Linked DNA regions of Homo sapiens: region 2 is linked to region 1. Evidence: chromatin loops called from intact Hi-C (ENCODE). Cell type or tissue: heart left ventricle. All regions are shown on one strand. Links, peaks and the distances in the headings refer to the core of each region. The heading gives the core; the rest is flanking DNA. Region 1 overlaps ABCA3 (ATP binding cassette subfamily A member 3). Region 2 has its middle 24 kb from the start of ABCA3.

Evidence for each region. A loop is a pair of places that touch in the nucleus more often than their neighbours do. Peaks named below come from ENCODE experiments on the same cell type or tissue, not always from the same donor. Only the 100,000 strongest peaks of a DNase experiment are listed, where the experiment ranks them.
Region 2: a loop joins it to region 1, with 4 times the contacts of the local background. A loop is called at or near these places in 3 of 110 quality-filtered maps.

What each region holds. Positions count from the first base shown.
Region 1 is chr16:2,302,273-2,307,646 of GRCh38, forward strand. ABCA3 (ATP binding cassette subfamily A member 3) reads right to left here. Exons shown (of 33, transcript NM_001089.3): 12 at 1,697-1,878. Among named protein-coding and RNA genes, the nearest start is that of MIR4717, 30 kb to the left of the region's middle. In heart left ventricle, for the core only: no CTCF peak of the experiment used is centred there; no DNase peak of the experiment used is centred there.
Region 2 is chr16:2,361,838-2,367,211 of GRCh38, forward strand. It overlaps the pseudogene ABCA17P. Among named protein-coding and RNA genes, the nearest start is that of ABCA3, 24 kb to the left of the region's middle. RefSeq lists an enhancer at 5,088-5,374. In heart left ventricle, for the core only: no CTCF peak of the experiment used is centred there; no DNase peak of the experiment used is centred there; H3K27ac peaks cover 505 bases.

The DNA of each region.
Region 1 (5,374 bases), core at 279-5,278:
AGGTCTCCCCGACCGAGCTGGTCTCGGCAGTGATTCTTAAAAAGGTAATACTTAGGTAGAAATATATTTATAAATATAACAACATTCATCAATATGTTTAGATAATAGTTTAAAACTATATTTATAAATAGACAAACATATATATGTATTTAAGATATCTGAGTTGTACTGTTAGGTTAAGAAAAGCAACTTGTAAGCATTTTTTACAATATGATTCTTTTTTTTTTTTTTGAGACAGGGTCTCATTTTTTCACCAAAGTTGGAGTGTGGTGGTGTGAACATGGCTCACTGCAGCCTCCTGGGCTCAAGTGATTCTTCTGCCTCAGCCTCTCAAGTAGCTGGGACCACAGGCATGTGCCGCCTGGCTAATTTTTTAAATTTTTTATTTATTTTGTAGAGATGGGGTTGCACTATGTTGCCCAGGCTGGTCTCTAACTCCTGGCCTCAAGTCATCCTTCCACCTCAGCCTCCCAAAGTGCTGGGATTACAGGGATGAGCGACTATGTCCACCCCGATCCCATTTTTTTTTTTTTTGAGATGGAGTCTCGCTCTGTCGCCCAGGTTGGAGTGCAATGGCACAGTCTCAGCTCACTGCAACCTCCGCCTTCCGGGTTCAAGCAGTTCTCCCTGCCTCAGCCTCCCAAGTAGCTGGGATTAGAGGCGCCTGCCACCACACCCAGCTAATTTTTTTTTTTTGTATTTCTTTAGTAGAAACAGGGTTTCACCATGCTGGCCAGGCTGGTCTCAAACTTCTGACCTCAGGTGATCCACCCATCTTGGCCTCCCAAAGTGCTGGGATTACAGGGGTGAGCCACCACACCCGGCCTCCAATCACATTTTTATGAAACTATGCTATATGTCCATCCATCTGTGCTCTATGACAGTAAGTGTAGAGAGGGAAACCCAGCAAAGTACATACCAAATGTCAACAGTGTTCATCTCACCAGTGGGAATGAGCTATAGATTTCAGGAATCCGAACTTTTTTTCTCTCTTTTTTTTTTTTTTTTGAGACAGACTCTCGCTGTGTTGCCAGGCTGGAGTGCAATGGCGCGATCTTGGCTCACTGCAAGCTCCGCCTCCCAGGTTCATGCCATTCTCCTGCCTCAGCCTCCCGAGTAGCTGGGACTACAGGCACCCGCCATCACACCCGGCTAGTTTTTTTTTTATTTTTTATTTTTAGTGGAGATGGGATTTCACCTTGTTAGCCAGGATGGTCTTGATCTCCTGACCTCGTGATCCACCCACCTTGGCCTCCCAAAGAGCTGGGATTACAGGCGTGAGCCACCACGCCTGGCCGAATGTGAACATTTTTATAAGAAGCTAGATTTTGTAGGTAGAAAACCCAATAAGATACTTTTCACAAGAAAGGAGGCAGGATTGAGGAGGGAGGTGGGCAGCAGAGGCTGCGTGCGTGGGTCTTGCAGAGAGGGGCCAGAGCAGCCGGTTCTCTGCACCCCTCTGTCTCAGGCTCTGAAGCGGAAGGATTACTCTTGGGCATGGAGGGTCTTTCTCTCTCTGAACCAGTCCCAAGGGCCCTCGGGGGACACGCCACTCCCTGTGCACAGGGCAGGGTTCTGTGTGCCAGCCCCACGCAGGTGCTGCATGCTGGGGACTCAGAGGGGTCCCTGAGCAGGTACTGGGGACACCTCTGCACTCAGAGAGGCGGCGGCTCAAGAGCAGGGCATCAGAACTCACCATGATGAAGAAGTACCAGGGCTGAGGCACGCCGAACTGCCCTGGGAAGACGGCCTCCATGTACCAGGTCACCAGGCCATAGAGCACAGAGTCCAGCAGCAGCATCCCCAGCACCTGCCCGAAGCAGAAGTCGTCGTCCACGTTGACGGGACTCAGGAGGTCTCGCCACTGGATGCCCATGCCTGGAAGACACATCAGGAAAGTGGCCCGAAAGCCAGCAGGCTGGGGGGCCCAGGGACCCGAAGCCCCTGATGGCACACGTGTGCACATTTGACCTTGCATGGCCACTGCTTGGTTGGCATGCCTTTTCCCTTCCCGGTTTTATAACAAGTTGGACAGCTTTCTTCAAGCCTGGAAGATAAACTCAGGTTACAAAATAATTAAGTCACAGACCAGCAACAGCTCATTCACTGACTAGACAGGCTTGCATTTAATCTGTGACATATATGCACATATGTACACACGTACATATGCACCCACATCTATGATTTCGGTAAGGCCAACGTGGGTCAATGTGCATTTAGCATAAGTCTTTTTTTTTTTTTTTTTTTTTTTTGAGATGGAGTCTTGCTCTGTCGCCCAGGCAGGAGTGCAGTGCTGCGATCTCGGCTCACTGCAACCTCTGCCTCCCAGGTTCAAGCAATTCTCCTGTCTCAGCCTTCCAAGTAGTTGGGATTACAGGCGCATGCTGCCATGCCTGGGCTAAATTTTTTTTTTTTTTTTTTGAGATGGAGTCTTGCTCTGTCTCCCAGGCTGGAGTGCAGTGGCACGATCTCGGCTCACTGCAAGCTCCACCTCCCGGGTTCACGCCATTCTCCTGCCTCAGCCTCCTGAGTAGCTGGGACTACAGGCGCCCGCCACCGTGCCTGGCTAATTTTTTGTATTTTTAGTAGAGACGGGGTTTCACTGTGTTAGCCAGGGTGGTCTCGATCTCCTGACCTTGTGATTCGCCTGCCTCGGCCTCCCAAAGCGCTGGGATTACAGGCGTGAGCCACTGCAACCAGCCCTAATTTTTTTGTATTTTAGTAGAGATGGGGTTTCACCGTGTTGCCCAGCCTGGTCTCGAACTCCTGAGCTCGGGCAACCTACCCGCCTTGGCCTCCCAAAGTGCTAGGATTACAGGTGTGAGCCACTGCACCCGGCCAGTATAAGTCTTTATTTGTTTATTATTTTTTATTTTTTTGAGATAGAGTCTTGCTCTGTCACCCAGGCTGGAGTGCAGTGGTGCAATCTTGGCCCACTGCAACCTCTGCCTCTGGGGTTTGAATGATTCTTCTGCCTCAGCCTTCGGAGTAGCTGGGATTACGGGAGCACGTCACCACACCTGGCTAATTTTTGTATTTTTTTTAGACAGAGTCTCACTCTGTTGCCAGGCTGGAGTGCAGGGGCACAATCTTGGCTCGCTGCAGCCTCCACCTCCCAGGTTCAAGCGGTTCTCCTGCCTCAGCCTCCCGAGTAGCTGGGACTACAGGTGTGCGCCACCATGCCCAGCTGATTTTTGTATTTTTAGTAGAGACGGAGTTTCACCATGTTGGCCAGGATGGTCTCGATCTCTTGACCCCATGACCCGCCCACCTCAGCCTCCCAAAGTGCTGAGATTACAGGCGTGAGCCACCGCGCCCCGCCAATTTTTGTATTTTTAGTAGAGACAGGGTTTCGCCATGTTGGCCAGGTGGGTCTTGAACTCCTGACCTCGAGTAATCCACCCGTCCTCCCAAAGTGCTGGGATTACAGGTGTGAGCCACCCCATCCAGCCTAGTATAACTATTTTTTTACATTTTAATTTTGTAGTGATGGGGGTCTTGCTATGTTGCCCAGGCTGGTCTCAAACTCCAGCCTCAAGCCTTCCTCCTGCCTCGGCCATAAGTCTTTTTTAATCACAGAAATATTTCAAACACGTGTAAAGCTCTCTTTAATGGAGCTCGTGTTTCTCATCATCTCTCTGGTTTGCCAACATTGCAGTCCTGACAGTGCTGGGGATCTGTGTGTCCAAACACCCTCTGTTTGGCCGAGGACCCTGATGGAAATAATGCTCTCCAGCCTTGGTGAATTTGCACTTTCAAACAACCAGAGATTTGTCTGTTTTAATAACATTCACTCTAGCTGGGCGTGGTGGCTCACATCTGTAATCCCAGCACTTTGGGAGGCTGACACAGGAGGATTGCTTGAGGCCAGGAGTTTGAGACCAGCCTAGGCAACACAGACAAATTAGCCAGGTGTGGTGGCACGTGCCTGTAGTCCAGCTACTCAGGAGGCTGAGGTGGGAGGATCACTTGAGCCTGGGAGGTCGAGGCTACAGTGAGCTATTATCATGCTACTGCACTCCAGCCTGGGCAATGGAGTAAGACCCTATCTCCAAAAAAAAATTGTTAAAAAGAAAGCAAAAGAACAAAGTTTACATTTTATCAACACACGAGTAAACATGGAAACACAGATATGTAAAAGCTAAAGTGTCAGAAGACACTGCCGACTGTAGAGAACCGTTCTAATGAAAGACAAAGCAACGCTGGACACTCCCACCTCCTTCCACAGACCCAGACCTTGGCAAGCTGCAGCTAGGAACTGCATGGTGCCATGGCTTGACTGGGCCCCCCAAATTCATGTGTTGGAGACTTGACCCCCAATGCAGCAATGTTGGGAGGAGGCCTAACTGGAGGGGCTCAGACCAGGTTTGGTGCCCACAGCAGGCTTTGCAGAATGAGAGCCCACAGGCCAAAGGCCGACCAAGGAAGTGTTTTACTCAATTTAATTTCATAAAAATTAAGAAAAAAAGTGGGCGGCTCACGCCTGTAATCCCAGCACTTTGGGAGGCCGAGGCGGGCGGATCACAAGGTCAGAAGATCGAGACCATCCTGGCTAACACAGTGAAACCCCGTCTCTACTAAAAATACAAAAAATTAGCTGGGCACGGTGGCGGGCGCCTGTAGTCCCAGCTACTTGGGAGGCTGAGGCAGGAAAATGGCATGAACCCGGGAGGCGGAGCTTGCAGTGAGCCGAGATTGCGCCACTGCCCTCCAGCCTGGGTGAAAGAGTGAGAGACTCCGTCTCAAAAAAAAAAAAAAAAAAAAAAAGAAAAGAAAAGAAAAAAAGTGAGTCGTGATGATGCCATTGCACTCCAGGCTGGGTGACACAGCGAGACCCTGTCTCAAAAAACAAAAAAGAAAAGAAAAAAAATGCTGTCGTTTATCACTTGTTTCTCTCTTAGGCGTCTCTGCTGCCATCACCAATCAATACAGGAGGCACTGGGAAGATGCTAATTCTACCCTTTACCAAGAGCAGTGGTTGATGAAAAGTCCTCGAAACCCAGCCAGCCTCAGTGGCTCACTCCTGTAATCCTAGCACTTTCGGAGGCCGAGGGCAGATCACTTTAGGTCAGGAGTTCAAGACCAGCCTGGCCAACATGGCAAAACCCCCTCTCTACTAAAAATACAAAAAAATTAGATGGGCATGGTGGTGCATGCCTGTGATCCCAGGTACTCGGGAGGCTGAGGTGGGAGGATCACTTGAACCCAGAGGCAGAGGTTGAGATGAGCCAAGATCGCACCACTGCACTCAAACCTGGGAAACAGAACGAGACTCTTGTCTCAAAAAAAAAGAAAAAAAGTCCTCAAAACCCTAGACTTTGAGATCTCTGATGTAATAATTTTATTTTATTTTTTTGAGACGGAGTCTTGTCAC
Region 2 (5,374 bases), core at 246-5,245, 60 kb after region 1:
CATTTTTATAAAGTACAGTTTGAAGTTTTTCCCCGAGAGTTCTTACAGTAGTGATTCTAAATCTAGTGTCTCCAAATTCTAAAGAGCCTATGAGGTGGTAGTTGGGGGGAAGCTGTCCATGAGATATTTTTATTATTTCAAACAACATATGGAGTCTTGTCTATATATGTCAGAAGGCTTCAAGGCTAATTAAAATGTTAAATGTTAAGTATTTGTTTTTAACTCACTATCATGACACCTATTATCTCATATTAATCCAAAGGTCTGATTGGCAATTATATGTCTCTAATAAAAAATGGAAGGCATTCAGAGAGTCAGAGGGTCTGAAATAGCTTCTAACTTGTTAACTGGTCTCTGCTTCTCCTCTTGTCCCATTCTAATCCAGTCTCCGTGTGGAGGCAGAAAGATCTTCAAAAGCTCAATAGGATCCAGCTAGTCTCTAGCTTAAACCCCTTCAGTGGCTTCCCATTGCCCTGAAAGAAAACCAGCTCTTCTCCAGGTTCTGACCCTGCTTTTTTCCCAGTCTTATCTAGTTTGGCTCTTTATTGTGCTCCCACACACTGGTCATGTTGGTCTTTTACTTCCTAGAAAGCAGCTACATGAGGTTTTCTCCCAATAGGGCCTTTGCAGCAGGTGTTCCTTCTGACAGTGCTTTGCCCTCAGCCTTCCCTGTGCATTGCTCCCTCTTAGTCTTCACGTTTCAGCTGAACTGATGCCTAGGAAAGCAGCTAAATCGGTTTTAGGTTTCTCACCTCTGCCTTATTCTCTGTCACAGAACCCTGTTTTATACTTTCTATCAAAAAGGGAATTTTAATAAATGTTTACATATATATTCACTTTCTTGCTTCTGTGTATTGTCTGCCTTTCTCCACTAGACTCCACCTCCATGAGGGCATAGGAACCATGTCTGTTTTGTTCATCACTGTGCCTGTTGTAGTACCTAGCACATAGTAGGTGCTCAATAAATATTTATTGAATAAATTAATGTAGTTAGGTAGATAGCATTCTTCAAAATATGTAGTTTATAGGAGAAATTTTTCAAAATTACTATAATTGCTCTACATGCTATTGTAAAAGTATTCTAATAATATATAGGGCATAAAGTGAATAGAGATTTTTCCCTCCAAGCTTCAGTGCCACTCAATGGGGATAATAATTTTTTTTTTCTTTTCCTTTTTTTTTTTTTTTGAGATGGACTTTCGCTCTTGTTGCCCAGGCTGGAGTGCAATGGTGAGATCTAGGCTCACTGCAACCTCCGTCTCCCGGGTTCAAGCAATTCTCCTGCCTCAGCCTCCTGAGTAGCTGGGATTACAGGCACCCGCCACCACGCCTGGCTAAGTTTTCTATTTTTAGTACAGATGGGGTTTCACCTTATTGGCCAGGCTGGTCTCAAACTCCTGACCTCAGGTCATCCGCCCGTCTTGGCCTCCCAAAGTGCTGGGATTACAGGCATGAGCCACTGCACCCAGCCTGAGTGAGGATAATTCTTTTAAAAGCTTTCAGTTCCAGGAGTTTGAGACCAGCTTGGGCAACATAGTGAAACCCTGTCTCTACAAAAAATAAAAAATTAACCAGGTATGGTAGTTGATGCTTGTAGACCCAGCTACTTGGGATGCTGAGGTGGGAGGATCTCTTGAACCTACAGTGAGCTATGATTGCACCACTGCACTCCAGCTTGGGTAACAGAACGAGACCCTGTCTCTAAAAAAATAAAAAATAAAAATGCCCTCAGTGGTAAAATGTGGGGAAATCACTGTTTTGAAAGTTGTGCTTCAGCCGGGTGCAGTAGCTCATGTCTGTAATCCCAGCACTTTGGGAGGCCGAGGTGGGCGGGTCACTTGAGGTCAAGAGTTTGTGACCAGCCTGGCCAGCATGGTGAAATTTCATCTCTACTAAAAATACAAAAAAATTAGCCGGGCGTGGTGGCACATACCTGTAGTCCCAGCTCCCTGGGAGGCTGAGGCAGGAGAGTGGCTTGAACCCAGGACGTGGAGATTGCAGTGAGCCGAGATCGTGCCATTGCACTTCAGCCTGGGCGACAGGCCAAGACTCCATCTCAAAAAAAAAAAAGAAAAGAAAGTTGTGCTTCATGCTTGTCTGGTATCCTAAAATACTATGTATTCTAATTCAGTTACCTTATACATATGAGATTATGAAATTTCTTTCTTTCTTTTTTTTTTTTTTTTGAGACAGAATCTCGCTCTGTTGCCCAGGCTGAAGTGCAGTGGCGCCCGTAATCCTAGCACTTTGGGAAGCTGAGGCAGGCGGATTCCCTGAGCTCAGGAGCTCAAGACCAGCCTGGGCAACACGGCAAAACCCTGTCTCTACTAAAAATGCAAAAAATTAGCCGGGCATGGTGGTGCGACTTGTAATCCCAGCTACTTGGGAGGCTGAGGCATGAGAATCACTTGAACTCTGGAGATGGAGGTTGCAGTGAGCCGAGATCAGACAGAGCAAGACTCCATTTCAAAAAAAAAAGAAAAAAAATCTAGATGAAGGAAAGAACCCAAAGAGATCAGTGGAGGCCCTAAACTGCTTTTGATCAAACATTCATCATACTAGGGGAAATCGAATGCTCGTTTTCATAGACTTGTAAGGCACAGAGGGAAAGAAGAAAAAGTTAAGTCCCATTCAAGGTGGGGTGTATATCATGAGACTATCTCCCCTTAAATCTAGGACCCCATATGCTTACATTGTAGTGGTGGTACTTAATGTAAGGTTGTGCTGGATGTAAACATGCCCCCGACTGCCTGAATGTTGCCTTGGAACTGAGCACAGCAGGGAGGGTCCTAGCTCTGAGATTTGTAGCTCAAATTCACATCACTTGGCTGTCAAAAAAAAGGAAGGAAGAAAGAAGGAGAGGAGGGAGAGAGGGAGGGAGGGAGGAAAGATGGAAGGGAGGGAGGGAGGGAGGGGAAGGGAAGAAAGAAGGAAGGGAAGGAGGGGAGGGAGGGAGGAAGGAAGGAAAGAAGGAAGGGCAGAGGGAAGGGAAGAAAGGAAGGAAAGGAAGGAATGAAAGGAAGGAAGGAAAGAAGAAAAGAAAAACCCCTCGAACTGTGAAGTGGGACAGTGGGACTCAGATTGACAGATGCAAATATATATTTTTCCTGGAATAATGTACCCTCCTTCTGTATCTCAAGACTCACCACAAGAGTATCAAGGTCAGTGAGCAAACATACTAGGAAACAGGACACCAAGGATGATTATCACTATGACAACAGACAGCAAAAACAGACCTGGAAAGATTCCAGATAATGGAATTATTAGTCTCGTGTTATAAAATCCCTATGTTTAGCTGGTTTGAAGAAATAAAAGACAACGTAAAAGGATTTATAGGTAGCATGTCATTATAGTCACCTAGCAAATTTGGGGAGAAAAAAGGAACTAGAACTTCTAGAAATGAAAAATAAAATAATCAACATGTAAAACTCAGGCTAGAAACAAGCCTTGAAAGGATAAAAGTGAACTTAAACTTCCTACAAGAACAAAACTCATTCTTTAATGAAAAACCACAAGGCTTGATCCAGGTCTCAGATCATGTGATCAGCACTTAAATTCTCTTCCTTCTTAGCATTACTTTCTTGATGCCCCAAGATAGTTGCTAGCAGTTCTTGGGACTATAGACTTCCCAGTTAAAGTTATGACTTGAAATAATGAGATTCATGTCCCTTAACTTACCTCCCTTATTTTCTGTCTCTCTCTGCTCGTGTATTTGCAGAACGAATGCTGGAGTTAATGGAGCAGTCAGCTGTCGATCTTAAGTCTCCTTAAGTAGAAAGCGGGCAGCTGGGTAGCCTTTGCCTTCACACCAGCCACTCACTGATGGGATTTTTCTCTCTGTAGTTTTAGGCTGTTCTTCAGTGTCTTTGTTTGAACGTTATATAATTGATGATCCCAAAGCTTTCTACATATTGGCAGGAATTGTTTTTGACCACAGCGTCAATGACAGCAATGGATCTTTGCCACTTGCGGTAAGAACATCCTTTCTCTAACAATTGTACTGTGCTGCCGAGACTTGAGCATGTGTTCCTTCTGCAGTCTTGTTGGCTGACCTGCCCCCGGCTTTTCTCTGTGGCAGCTTTGTCATCTTATTTCCAAAGGAGATATGCAAGGGCTCCTGTGTTTCATGTCTTACAACCTAGACTTTGAGGTCCCTTCCAGTTTTCAAATTCTTTAGAAGGCTTGTTGTGAGCAAGCCTTTATCCTGAGGGTACAGGATGGCGTATATTAAACTGCCTGATGACAGATGCAGACTACAAGATCAGCCTCCACAGACTTGCATTCCAGCCCTGCAACTCACCAGCTGTGTAACCTTGGAAAAACATTTCTGGGCCTCGGTGTCCTTATTGTTGTGAGGGCTAAAAGAGTTTTATGCCTATAAAGTGCTTAGAACAAAGCCTGGAACAAAATAACTTTCCAGAAGGATTAGTTATTGTTGTCATTACTAATAATCTTATGGACTTCAGATATGGTATGAGTGTGAGTTTGTTTAAGGAAAAGTTCATGTTGTAAACATGGGAATATTTGGTTTATGTTCTGGGATGGGAAAACCACTCATGTATAGCTTTTGTGTTGTACAGTGTATCTGATGATTAATTGTTGGAAGTTGCATGGGCTATTGGTAGATGGAGAGAGACATGTTAATAAAATAACCAACAATGTTTTTCAAGCATTTATTAATGCTAGGCAACACAGATACCATCTGGTTCAATCCTACTGTAGCCTATGAGGTAGACGTTGTTAATATCCCCATTTTACTCATGAGGAAACTGAGGAATGAAGTTTATGTAATTTGCCCAAGGTGTCAAGGCTATTCAGTAGGAGATTTGGGGTTAGAATCTGGGTGGTCTGGCTCCAGAGCCCTTGCTCTGAACTGTTCTGCAGCACACCATTCCTGAAGGGGGCTCAGGAGCGGCTGTATGTTTCCCAGGCTTGCACCACGGAGAATTTCCAGAGTACACAGGGAAGACCACTGTTGCAGCATGGTCTCCCAGGGGACACCTGCCAGTGTGGGCATCCTTCATCCTGTTACAGCTGACATCAAGCACAGATTTGTTCTGTCCTGTGCCTTTGCTGAGTTTCAGGAGTTCATAACCGAATTTGTTTTCTCTTTGTTCTTCATAGGTTAAGTATCAATTGCGCTTCAGTTACTTTCAGAAGAATTTTATACTGGGGAAGAATATATTTTTTCAAGATGACATAGAAGGCTGGTGCACATCCTTTCTTTACCCTCCCAATCCACGCCAAGAACCCCGGGAATTTCCATTTGCTGTTGGGGGAAGTCCTGGTGAGAAAGCCCCGAAGCTTGTGCGTGTTAAGAGCATGGCCGTGGCTGGGCGCGGTGTCTCATGCCTGTAATCTCAGCACTTTGAGA